2 separate regions of the Mus musculus genome follow, and region 2 is linked to region 1. A link is a loop called in an ENCODE intact Hi-C map of the cell type or tissue named here. Cell type or tissue: left cerebral cortex. All regions are shown on one strand.

Region 1 (8,000 bases):
TTAAGAGTTGCATTGTAGATACATCAATTGAGAGTTAGACACTCATGGTCAGTTGTTCTCTGCATTTTGACAGTTGTAGGTTTTTTTTTTAATAGTCACTTTAATATGCTGGGAGTGTGATCACTGATGTGGGGTGAGAGTCCACTTACCTGTGGGCCTGGTTGGATATTTACAAGGCAACTAGAGAGTATCCTGGTTTTGGAAAGTGGTTTCACAGCATCACTGTCCTCGAGTACATAACTAGTTTTAAAGTAGCAGTCACAAATTCCTTCCTATTAAGTTAGTCTTAAGTCCAATTAGATGGCTGCTGTCACACCCAAAATATAAGTGCCACTATTGCACCATTGGGTGCTTCTTGCTCAGCTGATCATTGATGTGGCTCACAGATTTTATATATGTGTAGGAATACTGGTTCCTTTTCTCCCTTGGCAACTAATATAACACCTTCAGAAACTGTGAGAGCTAGTCCTCAGGGAGACTTCCAGGTCAGTTTCAGTTCTATTTCTTCAAGCCCTGTGATGTATTCAATAATATCCCCTTCAACTTCCTGAGGCAACTAATGGCAGTGGCATGATCCATACTGTTTTGGCTGACCACTGATAGGTTTCTCATTCCTGGCACTGGAGTTTTTGTTAAGATACTCTATGGCTCTTGGAGAGAATATTATCACCACACATATGACATAACTCCAATATATATATATATATATATATATATATATATATATATATATATATATATATATATATATGAATGTTTCCCTGTAGTTTTTCAACACTCTGAGTGTTAATTATTCCCCCACCGCTTGCTAGTTGAAATCTTTCCTATTTTTAATCACTTCCCCTTTCATGGAACTCACCAGCAGCTTGCTGTCTTTTCTTGTCTATGTTTGCCATTAGATTCCTTCCTTACATCAAACTCCCTCCAGGTGGAAGCTTCGTGAAAAAACCCTGGCCGGAAATTGTGGGGTTTATTTACAGCCAGCCTTCACTTTTCACACTAGCTCTCTCATGTGTATCTGGTCTCCAGTTCTAGCACCATGAACAATTGTGCCACTATTGAAGCAGCCTATCATGCAGGCAGGTCAATATTGTAGGCCTCAGAGTTGTAGCTGGGTACCTATCTTCTCTGGTACTGTACAGAATACCTTCCAGCATTGGTCAGTTGGCTGGAGGCAGGGGACATGGAGGACTCTACTTAGGCACCTACTTGACTTCAGTGAGATGTGTAAGTATTATTTTCAGCAATAGGGGCTTGCTATCACTTTATGGAGAAGAAATAACAGCCTTGTCAATAGCCTGAATTGTGTTGGAATTTACATGACCACTTGAGCCATTGATTCTATTACATGAAACCCATTCCTGGTATTAGGTGATTCACTTGGTGGCAAAGAAGTTCATTTGAGACATCATATCTCCTGTTATTTTGGTGATTCCATTTCTTTAGATTTCTTTCATATATGTATATATTTTGAGAAAATTCTATAGTAGTATGTCTTCATTTGACTCCGCAAATAGGGATTAGAATTATTTGTTCCTTCATAGTTTCCCTCTTTTACCCTTTTTTTCTCTCCTTCTCCTAGTTTAGCCCTCCTACTCCACCTCTCACACATGTCTCCATTACTATAAATTCTATTTCCCCTTCATGGGGCAATACTTCCCACCCACAGCCTTTTATTTGGTATCCTCTCTGTGTGTTTACATGGATTGTGGTAAGCGTATTTAAGGCTTAAAAAGCAATATCCAAATATAAAAGAATACATACACTATTTGGGTTACCACTCAGAGTTTTTTTTTTTAATCTCTATCCATTTCCTCTGAGATTCATAGGTTTTTTTTTAACAGCTGAATAATAGCACATTGTGTAAACATGAAATATTTTCATTATCTATTTATCCACAGATGGTCATCTAAGCTGTTTCCAATTTCTGGCTATTAAGAGCAGGGAAACAAAGAACAGGGAGAGCAAGTGTTTCTATGGTAGGATGTAGAGTCTTTTGGGTGTCTGCCCTAGAGTGGGAGAACTGAACCTTGAAGAAGCTCTATTCCCAGCTTCCTGATGAACCACCCCTTGATTTCCATAGTGGTTGTACAGGTTTTCACTCTCACCAGAACTGAATAAGTGTTCCTAGTTTCCCATATCCTCTTGTGTTGCGAGCTGCTGGCGGCTGCAACATTTTTATTTTATTGACCTCAACCATTCTGATTGAAGTAAAGTGAAGTCGCAAACTAGTTTTGAGTTGTATGATCTAATGACTAGGCATATTATACAATTCTCTAAATGTTTCTCAACCATTTTTACATTTCTGAGAACTCTCTATTTAGCTTTGTACCTCATTTTGAATTGTGTTATTTGTTTTCTTGATGTCCAATTTTTAGTTCTTTATATATTTCAGATATTAACCCTCTATTGTATGTATTGTATCTTTATCAATTGATAAAGATCTTTTCCCATTCTGTACTCACTTTTCCTGACACTCCTTTGCCATACAAAGGTTTTCAGTTTCATGTTGTCCCATACTATTAATGATTGGTCTTAGTGCCTGTGCTATCAGTGTCCTGTTCATTTAGTCTCTCCCTGTGTCAATAAGTTCAAGGCTATTCCACACTTTTTCATCTACAAAATGCACAGTATCTGGCCTTGTGTTTAGGTATTTGAATTATTTGGAGTTGAATTTTTTGTAGGGTATAAACCAGGATCTATTTGTATTCTTCTATATGAAGCAATCCAGTTTGCCTGGTTCTTTTAAGGAAGCCAGAATTAGCTCAATACATAAACTACACAAAGACACAACAAAAAATAAAAATTACAGACCTGCTATGAACATAGATGCAAACATCCTCAAACAGAATCCAATCACACTTCTAAAAATTATCCACCCTGACCTATATGATAATGCTTTAACAAAGATTTGATCTGATGACTCAGTACATTTGTCAACATTTGGCCAAAACCAGAGCTAAATTGTTAGGTTGGTAGAGTGCTGCCTCCAGGTTGCCATGGTAGTACAAAACACTACATCATCATCAAACATTTCCAAAATGATTCTGGGGTCTTCTTCCTGCCTATATTCCACTGTGTACAGCAGAGCCCTCTACCTCCTATGGAAACTCACGCTATCTTTCCCATACCAGTAATCCATGATGACATTCTTCATGGAGCATGACATATTTGTTTTCTTATAGATATAGGACCTCCTCTTTTCAGGAATTTGCCTAGCTTGTTTCATACTAGATAGTAAAGTCCCTCAATACGAGTTAATAGAGCCACTGTACTCAGCTTACTTAGAGCATCCCCTGGTCAATGCCCCACACAATCCATCCACTTGGTACCTGTCTGTGTCTCCCAATTTTTAACAAAACTTATTTGTTAAAATGTTATTACTACATTATCCATGCCCGTCTCAAAGCCAACTCCCTTCAGAATTTCTTCCATAGCAGTGCTATTGAGTGTGGTTCATTCTTGCTTTTAAGTTTAATCAGCCATATGCAGTGTGAGGGAATCTCACTCTTTTAGATGGGCACCTAATTTTCATGCCAAATAAAAAGCCATTATGCCATGTTGCACCATAATTTTCTCATTTTCACAGCATCACAGGACTGCTGTTTGTTAGTCCACATTAGAAATAATTTTCATTTGGTCAGTTCTCAGAAGAAAAGACAAGAGTGATTTCTAGCTCTTACTGACTTGCTTGTATTATTATGTTAGGAAATCATCTTTCAATCTTCCACCGCTTCTCCTGACTCACCACTTCCTCACCACTGTGAGAAACATATGAACAACAATGAATTTAAAAGTACAAATTGGAAGTGTTGACTAGAATATTTATCATTTATCATTTAAAAAATAAAAACCTGAAATGTTCTAGAATTCTGTGCTGTACAGCCCAGAAACTATTAGAATGGTAATTTATCTTTTAAATTAGTTAAAATGTATACTCCTTTGTCACTGTAACCATACCAGAAGTATTTGCATGTGGTTAATTGCTATCATTTCAGACAACACATTTATAGAATATTTCTGTCTCTGCAGGGGCTTATTGAATGACATTTGTCTACATACTAAACACAATGATGTCTTATCACAGGACAGCTAAGACTTCCTGCTATCCTACGAATCCTCTTTGATGCTGAGCTCTGCAGACTGATGGGCTCACATATAGCTGTATCATTTAATGCTGTTTCTCCTTTCTCAAAATGTACAGACACTACTGAAGCCTGTTCCATGGTGCCACCTTGTGTCCAATTCTTAGTATTGCACTTCTAAAGGTAGTATTTAAATACAATCCAAAAGCGTATACACAGAGGGCATTTGCAATGAACTTACACAACACACCTTCTAAAATTCAAGGGACTTTCCAAGTCACTCCATCTTTCTACCAAATGATATACAAAGTATAAACAGAAGCTCTTTGTTTCCTTATTTCTTGGCTCATGGAGAATCATGAGTCATGACTGCATACCCAGGCACTTATCATTTAGCAACCTCTTCTGAACCAAACCACATAGCTGAGGCATAAGGATTGATCCAATGCTCAAAAAACACCATAATTTCCACGACTGCTTTCTCATGATCACAAAAGAAAGTTTTGGAAGGAAACAAGCAATTTCTCAAAGGCCACACAAACAGTATCAAACAATATAAAATCAAACGTTAGATCCACTAACCCCAAATGCCAGGCTCTTTTCTGGCTCTAACTTGATCTTAACATATTTGGAAATTACAGGTGCTTGTGAGTGTGGAGATTTTCTGAATCCAGCAGGTTTCTTTGACCAGCATCCATTTTCAAAATGATAGTAAGCTGTGGAAGAGAAGGGACTTGATGTCTCAGGTTCAGAGAGGACACTGTTTCAAAGAGAGAAGAAAGTGGGAGAAAGACTTCCAGAGAGATCAAGATTCCAGAGATTTTTAACAAAGGTTATCTTGGAATGTTTCTGAAATTTTTTGAGAGATACAAAGGGCATCCCTAAGAAAGTTACTCAAAACTTTAATTGTAGAAATCTGTAAATTTTGAATGAAAGGGGGAGAAGGGAAGACATACAGAGGAAGGGCAAGAAAGGAGGAAGTGAGAAAGGAAGGGTAGGAAGGAGAGAAAAGGATGGAAATGAAAGGTAAAGAAGAAGTAGGGATTTGAGAAAAATCGCCCAGAGAACTGAAACTATCAGAACAAACTTTAGAAAAGATAAACATCATATGTGGTCAGATACTTTTCTCACGCATTCCTGTTTTTTATAAGGAATGTCTCAGGCTATTTAGCACCCAGACTGTAAATGAAAACCCCCAACGGGTTCCTTTACTACCTACAGGTTCTGCATATGGGCTTCTAGCCCCACAGACAGACTAAGACATGTCAGAGAGGTATTTTAGACACCTGGAGTCTGCCCCACTCCCCAGAGGGATGCTGGATGGAAGAGTTGGTGTTCTGTTTCACTCTTTGTGGCTGTGACTAGTACTGATATTCTAAAAAGAGTTAGTTTTGCTGTAAAAATACTAATACTGATCTTAATTACTTATGCTCTGCATCAAGACTTGTAAGAGAATTCACATGTGAACTCTCCCTCTCCTATCTTACTTTATATGGGTATATGTGAACTTATGCCACCATTGTTACCATTAACCTGAGCATGTCCCAGGGTACTCAGTGGACTCCTACACACACCTCTTTAGATGTTTTTAAATGTCATATATGACTACTATATTTACATCATTTCTTCCTTTCTCTCTCCCTCCTCTAATTCCTTCTACTTTCTACTACTCTCTTTCAAATTTATGTCCTATGTTTTAATTATTGTTTTATGCACACACACACACAGCCTGTAGTTTAGTGAGGCTTCTATGTATATGTATTTAGAACTGACCACTTGGAATTAGGTAACCTATAATCACTTATTCCTGGAGAAGACTGACTTCCTTTTTCTCAGAAGCCAACACTTGCCTGTAGCTCTTCATCTAGGAGAAGGATCTTTGAGATTTCACCCATCCTTGTTGGAATGTCAACTGGTATTGTCATAGTTCAGGTTTTGTTTAGAAGCCATATTGTTGACATTTCATGTGTGTGGTTCCCCTGAGTTTCCTTGTTATACATGGAAGACACGATCCCATGGATGACAACTGATCCTCTGGTTCTTAAAATCTAATCTATTCTCCTCTTCCTCAATGATCCCTGAGCCTGAGATTAGTATTGTGTTGGATACCCCTATTGTAAGCAGTTGTGGATTTCGTTAGTGGTTGATATTTGTTACAAAAATAAGCTTCTTTGATGAGGCATGATAGCCTTACTTATCTATGGGTCCAGAATAACAAATTTGAAACCAGTTTAGGAAAGGGGCAGTATTAGGTATTCAAGGATACATGACTTAAGCTGTCATGGGTATTTGGCTAGGTTTACAGAATCAGGCATAAATTCCTTCTTATTAAGAAGGTCTTCAAGTTCAATTATGTGTCTTTTGATTAGGCACCAAACCTAAGCGACACTATTTCATAATTGGGGGTTTATTGCTAGGCTGGTCATTGTGGATCACAGGCTTTCAGCAAGTAGTTTGCATAGCACCTTCAAAACCTATGTGATATAGTCATCAGGGAGGAGGCTTCTAGATCATTTCCAGTTCAATCTCTCCAAACCTTGTGCCCCAAGTGTATAGGGTGTGCTGCAATAGGGTCTTACCTTAAATTTCTGGTAAGAAATTGGGAGGAAAGATAATAGCCTATGATGTTTTGGAGTCTCAGGTGACAGCCAGAAGTGACACAAAAAAGGTCCCAATTCAGCACCTTGTTCATTATCTACTATCATATTTAATATTTCAAACAGACTAGGAGACATATGTTACCATCCCATTTTACAAACCCAAATTCTTGGGCATTGTCTCAGTTAGAGTTTCTATTGCCATGAAGAGACACAAGACTAAGGCAACTCTTATAAAGGAAAACATTTAATGGGGTCTGGCTTACAGTTTCAAAGGTTCAGGGAAGCATGACAGCATCATGCAGGCAAGCATGGTGCTGGAGAAGGATCTAAGAGTTTTACACCTTGATCCTTACATAGTAGAAAAGAAACAGCTACATTGGGCATGACTTGAGCATCTAAAACTTCAAAGTCCTCCCGCTAGTGATACAATTTCTCCAAATAAAACCACACCTTCTCCAGCAAGACCACACCTCCTAATAATGCCATTTATTTTTGACCTATGGGACCATTTTTATTTAAACCACCACAAATAATATGCATAAGATACTCCTCCTAGTATCACATAGGACTCAGTTTTTAACTTCTTTAAAGTTTCAGGCCATGTAAGAGGCTATAACACGCCAACCTGGAATCCTGATAGGACCTCAGGAAAGAGGCATTACTACTAGAAGAAAAGAACACATTCTCAACCACTTTTATCTTTTTCCATCAGCTTGTGGGACGGTAATTTTCTTCTTCTAAAAGATAAAAAGGAGACAGAAGTGCAAAGTGTTTTGTATCCCTGGCCAAAGGGCCTGGTTTGGGGAGGAACCCAAAGGAATCTGAACTTGTTCTACTTTAGGTGTCTTCACTGTTACTTCTCACTTTCTCTGAACAAGCTCCCAATGGTTGGGGGAGGGGAGCACTGGTGGGGGTCCTTTCACACCTATGCCGAAGCTGTGGTCCAATCCCAACATGACTTTGAACGTCCAAACTGCATGTATTTTCTTTTAGGTATCACTTCCCACATGTGTTGGGGGAGACAGGAGAGAATTTCATTTAGTTTCTCCAGCCTTATGAAAACAGTTAACAGGCAGCTCAGTGACAGCAGGAGTGCTAGTCCTGCCCTTGCTGACTTAAGGGAGGTAGTAACCAACTCAGTTACTACCCTGCCCAGATCCAGAGCTTTGAGTTGATCCACCCCAACATCTACGCCATCTGTGAGGTACTAGTGTACTGCTGTACATGGTTCTAGGCAACAGCAGGATACTTGAGAGGAGTCTCCACTAGGGTTTCAGAATTGATGGTGTAGCAGAATCCAGAGCTCTTAACCAGA
Region 2 (8,000 bases), 65 kb before region 1:
CCTCAAACTCTTCTATTTTATCATGTTCTGTGGTATGAGTTTGTCTAGACAGGTGGTAGACCCTAGGAAAAACCTGTAGGAAGTAGTTCTGATGCTTTGATCAGAGATCTGCCTGTGAACTCTGAAGGTCCTGTTCCCAATTGCTTCTTGATCAATCAATAAAGATGCTAGCAGCCAATGGCTAGAAGGAAGACAGAACTTATGGGTTCTTGCAGGCTGGCTAGAATATGCAGGAGGAAAATTAGATCTGCCATGCTTTGGAGGGAGAAAAAGCCACCAGCCTTGTGATATCTTCAACAGAGTGGCCATTGGCCACTTCCCCAACTGAGCCTAGGATAGCAAGTGGAAGATTAGAAATGCAACTAAGATGAGGGAAGATTTAGAGATGTTGAGCTGGCAGTAAGGGTAACTGAGCAAGTAAGCTGAGGGCAAATTCAAAGATGTTGAGCTAGGAGTGAAGGTAAGGGCAGGTTAGCCACAGGAGACTTAGATGTTTCCAGGCATTGAGCTAAAAAGCATATTAAAATAAGTGTAGTTTTGTGTGTGTGTGTGTGTGTGTGTGTTTGTGTGTGTGTGTGTGTGTGTGTGTGTGTGTGTGTGTGTGTGTGTGTGTGTGTGTGTGTGTTTCATCCACAGATCAGGTGTGACTCTAGTAGAGTGGTCTGCCCAGAACTTAAAGTGGGGTAGTAGAAACTACTAGCTACAAAATCCTTCCTTATTATGCTGCTAAATTGATATAATCTTTAACTGACTACTAATGACTTATCCTAGGACTCACAGAATAATATGTCCAATCATCATCTCAGAAGCTTCTATTTTCAGTAGATAGTGATTAAGACAGATAATTACAACTGGCCAAAGTACAAAAAAAATATGATACTGAAAATGATTAGCACTGAAGGTACATATATTACTAATGGTTCACCCTCCCAGGGCCCAAGGATGATTTGTTAAGGGGCTTCAGAAACAGTATAGTAATCAGAGGTAGTGGATGATTAAAAGTAAACATCTTCTAGACACACTAGGGCAGATGCACTTATGACACTATGCATGAAACTTGCACACACACAATCCATGCCAAATGAAAAAGAAAGCTGGGCATACAATTTCACTCCTATCTTTAGAGCAATTGCTAATTATTAGCATCTGGGAAAAAAGGGGGGCTAGATTTCTCAAAGAGTATAAAGATTGGAAAGCTGACCACATTTCATGGGAAGACTATACATCCAAGAATATCTAGGTAGCATAAAATTGGTCTTCAAGGGTTTTAAAATAGACACAAAATTGTATTTTTAAAAAGGGATGGAAATGGGGTGGTTTTGGAGGTGAATATGATCAAAACTTATTGTACAAAAATGGAAACTCTCAAAGGAATAATAAATGCAAAGAAATGATAAATGGTAGATAGATAGATAGATAGATAGATAGATAGATAGATAGATAGATAGATAGATAGATAGGTAGATGATAAGGAAACATTGGAATTTGATAAATTTAAACATCAAATTTTCCTCTAAATTAGCACTTTAAGCAAAACCATAGTACATATTCAAATTTAATTTTAAAGAAATGATGAAGTCTTATATAAATGTAACTGAATCTTTGGATACAGCATATCAAAACAAATAAAATACTTCAAACTTAACTGGTATCCTGCGTTTTAGGTAAACACAAATCACCTTAAAGTCATAGGTATGAGTTTATTCACTGTGTTAGAATGACAAGTCAGTCTGCTAGCTAACAACAAAGAGACTTTCAGAAGACACATATATTAAAGATAAATTCAAGACTTTGTTAAAGCCTTAGCCATATGTTCTAGAGACGAGTCAAGATCAAGAGGAGAAAATCCTTATGGCCATGGAGATCATCAAAATATCTCTGCTACTAAATGAAAGTAGGAGGTCTGCTTGGCCTTTGTGTGGTGAATGTACACTAAAGCTAATGGTATATTTTCCATTTATCTGTCAAATAACACAAGTTATATAACCCTATTCCATCATATGACTTACACACATGCTATGGGTAGGTGATTGGTTGGCTTATTATCTGGAAGATCAGGTTTCAGCAAAACAGGAGACATAATAAGAAATGTAATTTCTAAGTGACTGGTATGATTCTGGAATCACCTTCCATTATCACATACAACTTTCAGAACAATTAATCTAATGATTGAATTTATTAAAGGTATTTATTCTTAAAAAAAAAAAAAACCAAAAAACAAAAACCAAACAAACAAACAAAAACTACTGCTCTTCCTATGAGATCACCTTCCTCCTTAGCTTCTTCTAGACTTTCCCTGATTCAACCACGGGGGTCCCCAGCTTCAATCCATTAGTTGTGTGTAAGTATCTATGTCTTTATATTCTAGCTGCTTGTTGGACCTCTCAGCAGACAGCCATGCTAGGCTCCATGCTAGGCTCCTAAACCATAGCATCTTTAATAGTGCCAGGCCTTGGAACTTCCCCTTGATCTGGATCCCAATTTCCCTCAGTCTCTTCTCCATTTATGTCCCAGCAGCTCTTTTAGGCAGGAACAATTCTGGGTCAGAATTTTTGAGTGTAGGATAGCAACCCCATCCTATCCACCACTTGATGCCCTGACATTCTACTGGAGGCAGATTCTACAAGTTCCTCTCCCCACTGTTGGGCATTTCATCTAAGGTCCCTCCCTTTGAGTCCTAGGCATCACTCACCTCCCAGGTCTCTGGTACATTCTAGAGGGACCTCCTACCTCCCTAGGTTTCCTTGACACTCAAGATCTCTCAATCACTAAGTCACCAACCAGGCAGCACACAGTAGCTGATTTCAGGCCCCTGACACATATATAGCAGAGGACTGCCTTGTCTGGCCTCAGTAAGAGAAGATACACTTAACCCTTGAGAGACATGAGGCCCCAGGGAGTCGAAAAGCCTAGTGGGCATGGAGGCAGGAGACATTCACTTGGAGAAGGGGGTGGAAGAATGGGATGAGGAACTGTTGGAGGAGGAACCGGGACGTGGATAACAACTGGACTATAAAAAAAGATTAAAGGTAAATTTTTTAAAAAATGTTTAGTAACATGCATGCACACACTAACCTTAGATTTTGGTGGGTTGCCCAAGGTCTTTGGAATAAAAATGAAGTCATTACAAAAAAAGAAAAAGAAAAAAGAAAACTACACAAGAAATAAATATACAAGAAATCTTGTGTCTAATATTGGTACATATTAAAAGCAAGTAGCTGGAAGTAACTATTTTTGACAATAAAATAGAGAAACAATCTATGGATAGGTATATACTATATGCATCAATAACAGGGGTAGATCATTTCTATAAGTGATAGATATCAATCTCTACAGGATTTGGGAGCATTCAGTATTCACAGATGAAATTGCTTTGTGTGTTATAATTGCAAGTACACAAATGTCTAAAAAATGCAAGTAATCATTATAAAAACATATCAGTGCTTTCCTAGGGACAAAGAAAAGGGAAAGGGAGGAATAGTCCTAAAAGCTCACCAACACAGTTTTGAGGTCACAGTTATATGTTATGTGGACTGTAGTGACAATTTCTTGATTATACATATATTTCTAAGACTTACAAATTATTTCTTTTAAACATAATACAGACTTCATTGCATTTCAGTTAACCTCATTGAATCTCTTTACAAAGAGTACCTTTTAAATAAACTAAGTATTAGTGATGATCTTTTGGTGAATATTTATGTGTATACTTTATCATGTATACCTTACTATATAACTTACAGTTAATAAACTGACCTCACTAACTGGAAACACCTCTATGGATGAGTATCATCAAGTCTAAAACATTGGCCTCACTATTTTTCTCTCTGATTCTTTAATTTATAGAACAGGCCATGGAAATAGTGTAATTTCTGAAATTCAGAGCACACTAACCCTTATCAGCCATCTTAACAATGAAATTTGAATACAAACTCTCTCTTTTGAAGGACCTAAATTCCTGTCAGATCTCTAAGCCCCATATATGATGAAGAACTGTCTAGCTATTAGCTACTAGAGTTAAAACCGTAAGACTAGACTTACAGAGGCAGGAACTACTCTTGTCTCCAAACATTATACATCCACAGATCACTTACTTGAGCTCCAGAATCTAGAAAGAATTTCTTTCCTGGTCCTTCTGTGCCTGTGGGTAGTTCAGCAAAGCTCCTTTATCAGTATTCACCTACACCTCCTCTAGCTCAGAGTTGGTGATCTCTCCAGGTTCAACCAGTTTCCTCCAGGGAGATATTTATCACCCTTGTTATTCTCAAATACACTGAGAAAACTGGGAGCTTTCTACTTTGCTTATTTCTATAAAAAGCATGTGAGCTCACACAGATATGCATCATGCACTACAGCACTACTGAGCTCTCTGTTGTTTGCAGTAGACCTGTTTCATCATGACTTGCTTGTCCGGTGATGATATCTGAGACAAGGAATGGCTGTTCACATATTTTCCCCTAAATTTTCCTTGAGAATTTTAGAAAACTAAAAGCAAATTTGTTTGTATTGATAGTCATGTACTTTTGAAATTACCATTTAAAATGTTATTTAGTTTTTTCCAACTACTTTGATACTTCTTAATACAAAATATGTTCCCTTTCTGATTATTTGCAATATTCAGTTTAATGAAGGTTATAAAATAGGACTGGTAATAACTGGAAAGAGAGCCCCACTGGACAGGCAAACTTTATATGCCCCAGTACAGGGGAACACCAGGGCCAAAAAATGGGAATGGGTGGGTAGGGGGGTGGGGGGGAGGGGGTGGGAGGCTTTTGGGATAGCATTGGAAATGTAATTGAGGAAAATACGTAATAAAAAATAAGAGAAAAAATAATAATAATTACCAAAGGCCTATAATAAATAGTAGGATTTTTATTGAAAATAAAATTTTTCATTCAATGTATTTTGATCAAAGTTCCCCTCCCTGAATTTCTCCAAAATCCTCCCTACCTTCATCCAACTTTACACTTTCTTTCTCTTTCTTCCTTCCTTCCTTCCTTCCTTCCTTCCTTCCTTCCTTCCTTTCTTTCTTTCTTTCTTTCTTTCTTTCTTTCTTTCTTCCTTCCTTCCTTTCTCTCTTTCTTTCTTTATTCCTTTCTTTCTCTTTCTCTCTTTCTTTTTTTCTTTCATTTTTATTTATTTTTTATTTTCTTTTTAATTTTATTTAATCTTTTCTTACAGTCCAGATTTACCCTTCTCTTAGTCTTTCCTTGACTATTCCACATCCCATACCTCCTCCCCTCTTAGTCTCCATGAGGATGTCCCTATCCTCCCACCCCCCACCACACCAGAATACCCCACCCCTTAGGACCTCCAGTCTCTTGAGGATTAGTTGCATCTTCTCTGACTGAGTCAAGATCCAGCAGTCCTCTGCTGTATATGCTTTGCGGGGCCTCATATCAGCTGGTGTATGTTGCCTGGTTAGTAACACAGTAACTGAGAGGTCTCAAGTATCTAGGTTAGTTGAGACTGCTGGTCCTCCTACAGGGTCACCCTTCTCAGCTTCTCCGAGCTTTTCCCTAATTCAACCACAGGGGTCAGCAGCTTCTGCCCATTGGTTGAGTGTAAATATCTCCACTGACTCTTTCAGCTGCTTGTTGGTTCTTTTGGAAGGTAGTGATAATAGGCCCCTTTTTGTGACCACACCATAGCCTCGGTTATATTGTCAGGCCTTGGGGCCTCCACTTAAGCTGGATCCCACTTTGGGCATGTCACTGGACCACCTTTTCCTCAGGCTCTCTCCATTTCTGTCCCTGTAATTCTTTCAGACAGGAAAAATTATGGGTCAGAGTTTTTGACTGTGGGAAGACAACCCCATCCCTCACTTCATGCCCTGTCTTTCTGCTGGAAGTGGACTTTACAAGTTCCCTCTCCCCACTGTAGGGAATTTTATCTACAGTCCCTCCCTTTGAATCCCGAGAGTCTTCTACTTCCCATGTCTCTGGTACATTCTGGATTGAACCCCCATGACCTACCTCCCAAAATTTGCTGTTTCCATTCTTTCTGTTGGCCAATATGGCTTCAGTCCTGTTTCCCATACCCAATGCCTGATCATGTTCCCCTCTTCCCCTCCCTGTCCCCTTTCCCACCCAGATGCCCCTCCATGATTGTTTTCTTCTTTTTCCCAAGTAGTATTGAGGCATCCTCACTTGGACATTAGGCTTGTTAACCTTTTTGGGTTCCATGGATTGTAACCTGGATATTCTGTACTTTTTTGGCTAATATCCACTTATTAGTGAGTACATAGTATGCATGTTATTTTGGTCTTAGATACCTCAAATATCAGGATGATATTTTCTAGTTCCATCCATTTTCCTGCAAAACTCTGAGAAGTATTCAATTGTGGAACATCGGGTTGTTTACAGCTTCTGGCTATCATAAACAAGGCCACTAAGAACATAGTAGAACACATGCCCCTGTGGCATGGTGGGGTATCTTTTGGGTATGTGCTCAAGAGTGGTATACCTGGGTTTTCAAGTAGATCATTTCCAATTTTCTGAGGAACCTCCAGATTGATTTCCAGAGTGGTTGTACCACTTTGCAATCCCACCACAAATGGAGGAGCATCCCTCTTTCTCCACATCCTCTCCAACATGTGTTGTCACCTGAGATTTTGATCCTAGCCATGCTGATTGGTGTAAGGTGGAATCTCAGGGTCATTTTGTTTGGCATTTCCCTGAATAATAAGGACTTTGAACCTTTCTTTAAGTGCTTCACAACCACTCAAATTTTTTCTGTTGTGAATTCTCTGTTTAGTTCTATACTCCATTTTTGACTGGGTTGTTTAGTTGATGTTGGGGTTTTGTGTGTGTGTGTGTGTGTGTGTGTGTGTGTGTGTGTGTGTGCGTGCGTGCGTGTGTGTGTTGTTGTTGTTGTTGTTGTTGTTGTTGTTCTTTGATTTTTGGTGTTTAGCTTCTTGAGTTATTTATATATTTTATATACTAGCCCTCTGTCAGATGTGGGGTTAGTGAAGATTTTTTTCCCAATCTGAAAGTTGCTGATTTTTCCCAGTGACTAGGTCCTTTGACTTGCAGATGCTTTCCAGTTTCATGAAGTCTCATTTATCAATTCTTTATCTTAGAGAGTGAGCTATTGGAGTTCTGTTAGGAAAGTTTCCCCTGTGCCAATGAGTTCAAGGCTCTTTCCCACTTTCTCTTCTATTAGATTCATTGTATCGGGTTTTATATTGAGGTATTGAGGTCCTTGATCCTTTTGGACTTCAGCTTTGTTCAAGGTGACAATTATGGGTCTATTTTCATATTTCTACATACAGTCAGCCAGTTAGAGAAGTACCATTTATTGAAGATGACAAATACTAAAAAAACAAATAGGGAAATATCAAATCGCAAACCATATTTAAAAAAAAATGTAAAGAAAGCTCAAGCAACACACATGCCATTAAAACAGAATATCATAATGTAAGGAAAAGACCAGTAAAACCAAAAAATAACCAAAGTGATATGAGAAAAAAAGTTTTAAAAAAATTAGCATTCAGTTCATTTTATGTTAGCCATCTACTTCTAGGCATGGTGTCTAACCTTAATTATAGTACTCGATTTTATAATTTTTTTCCTTTACAAGCATAATCTCAATTGGAGATAGATTCTCAGTTAGGGGTTGGAGCTTGTGTTAACTTTCACCCCATCTTGCCTGAATCTGTTCAGGCCCCATGATATTGACACAAGATCTGTGATTCATATGTGCATCAATCCTGATGTGTCTGAAAAACAGCTGTTTCCTTTGTGTCATCAATCCCCTCTGGCTCTTACAATGATTCTGCTTTCTCTTCTGCATAGTTCTCTGACCCATGATGGATTTGATGATCACATTCCTTTTAAGGATGAATTGTTTCAAAATATTTTACTCTCTGCATGCAATCCAATCATGTGTCTCTGTGTTAATTTCTATCTACTAAAAAAGGAAGGTTCTCTGATTATGACTGAGCAAGGCAATAATTTGGGGGATATCAGAATGTTTTAAAATAGCAAATTTGTATTTAT

Evidence for each region. Hi-C counts contacts between places; a loop is a spot of excess contacts. Peaks named below come from ENCODE experiments on the same cell type or tissue, not always from the same donor. Only the 100,000 strongest peaks of a DNase experiment are listed, where the experiment ranks them.
Region 2: it touches region 1 in a loop (5-fold over the local background); 3 of 42 quality-filtered maps call a loop at or near these places.

What each region holds. Positions count from the first base shown.
Region 1 is chr4:111,904,333-111,912,332 of GRCm38, reverse strand. No RefSeq gene overlaps it. Among named protein-coding and RNA genes, the nearest start is that of Slc5a9, 5.5 kb to the right of the region's middle. In left cerebral cortex, a CTCF peak has its summit at 4,240 (motif pointing left); a DNase peak (open chromatin) is centred at 4,236.
Region 2 is chr4:111,969,211-111,977,210 of GRCm38, reverse strand. It overlaps Skint7 (selection and upkeep of intraepithelial T cells 7), which reads right to left and starts at 4,284. Exons shown (of 7, transcript NM_001142775.1): 1 at 4,095-4,284. In left cerebral cortex, no CTCF peak of the experiment used is centred here; no DNase peak of the experiment used is centred here.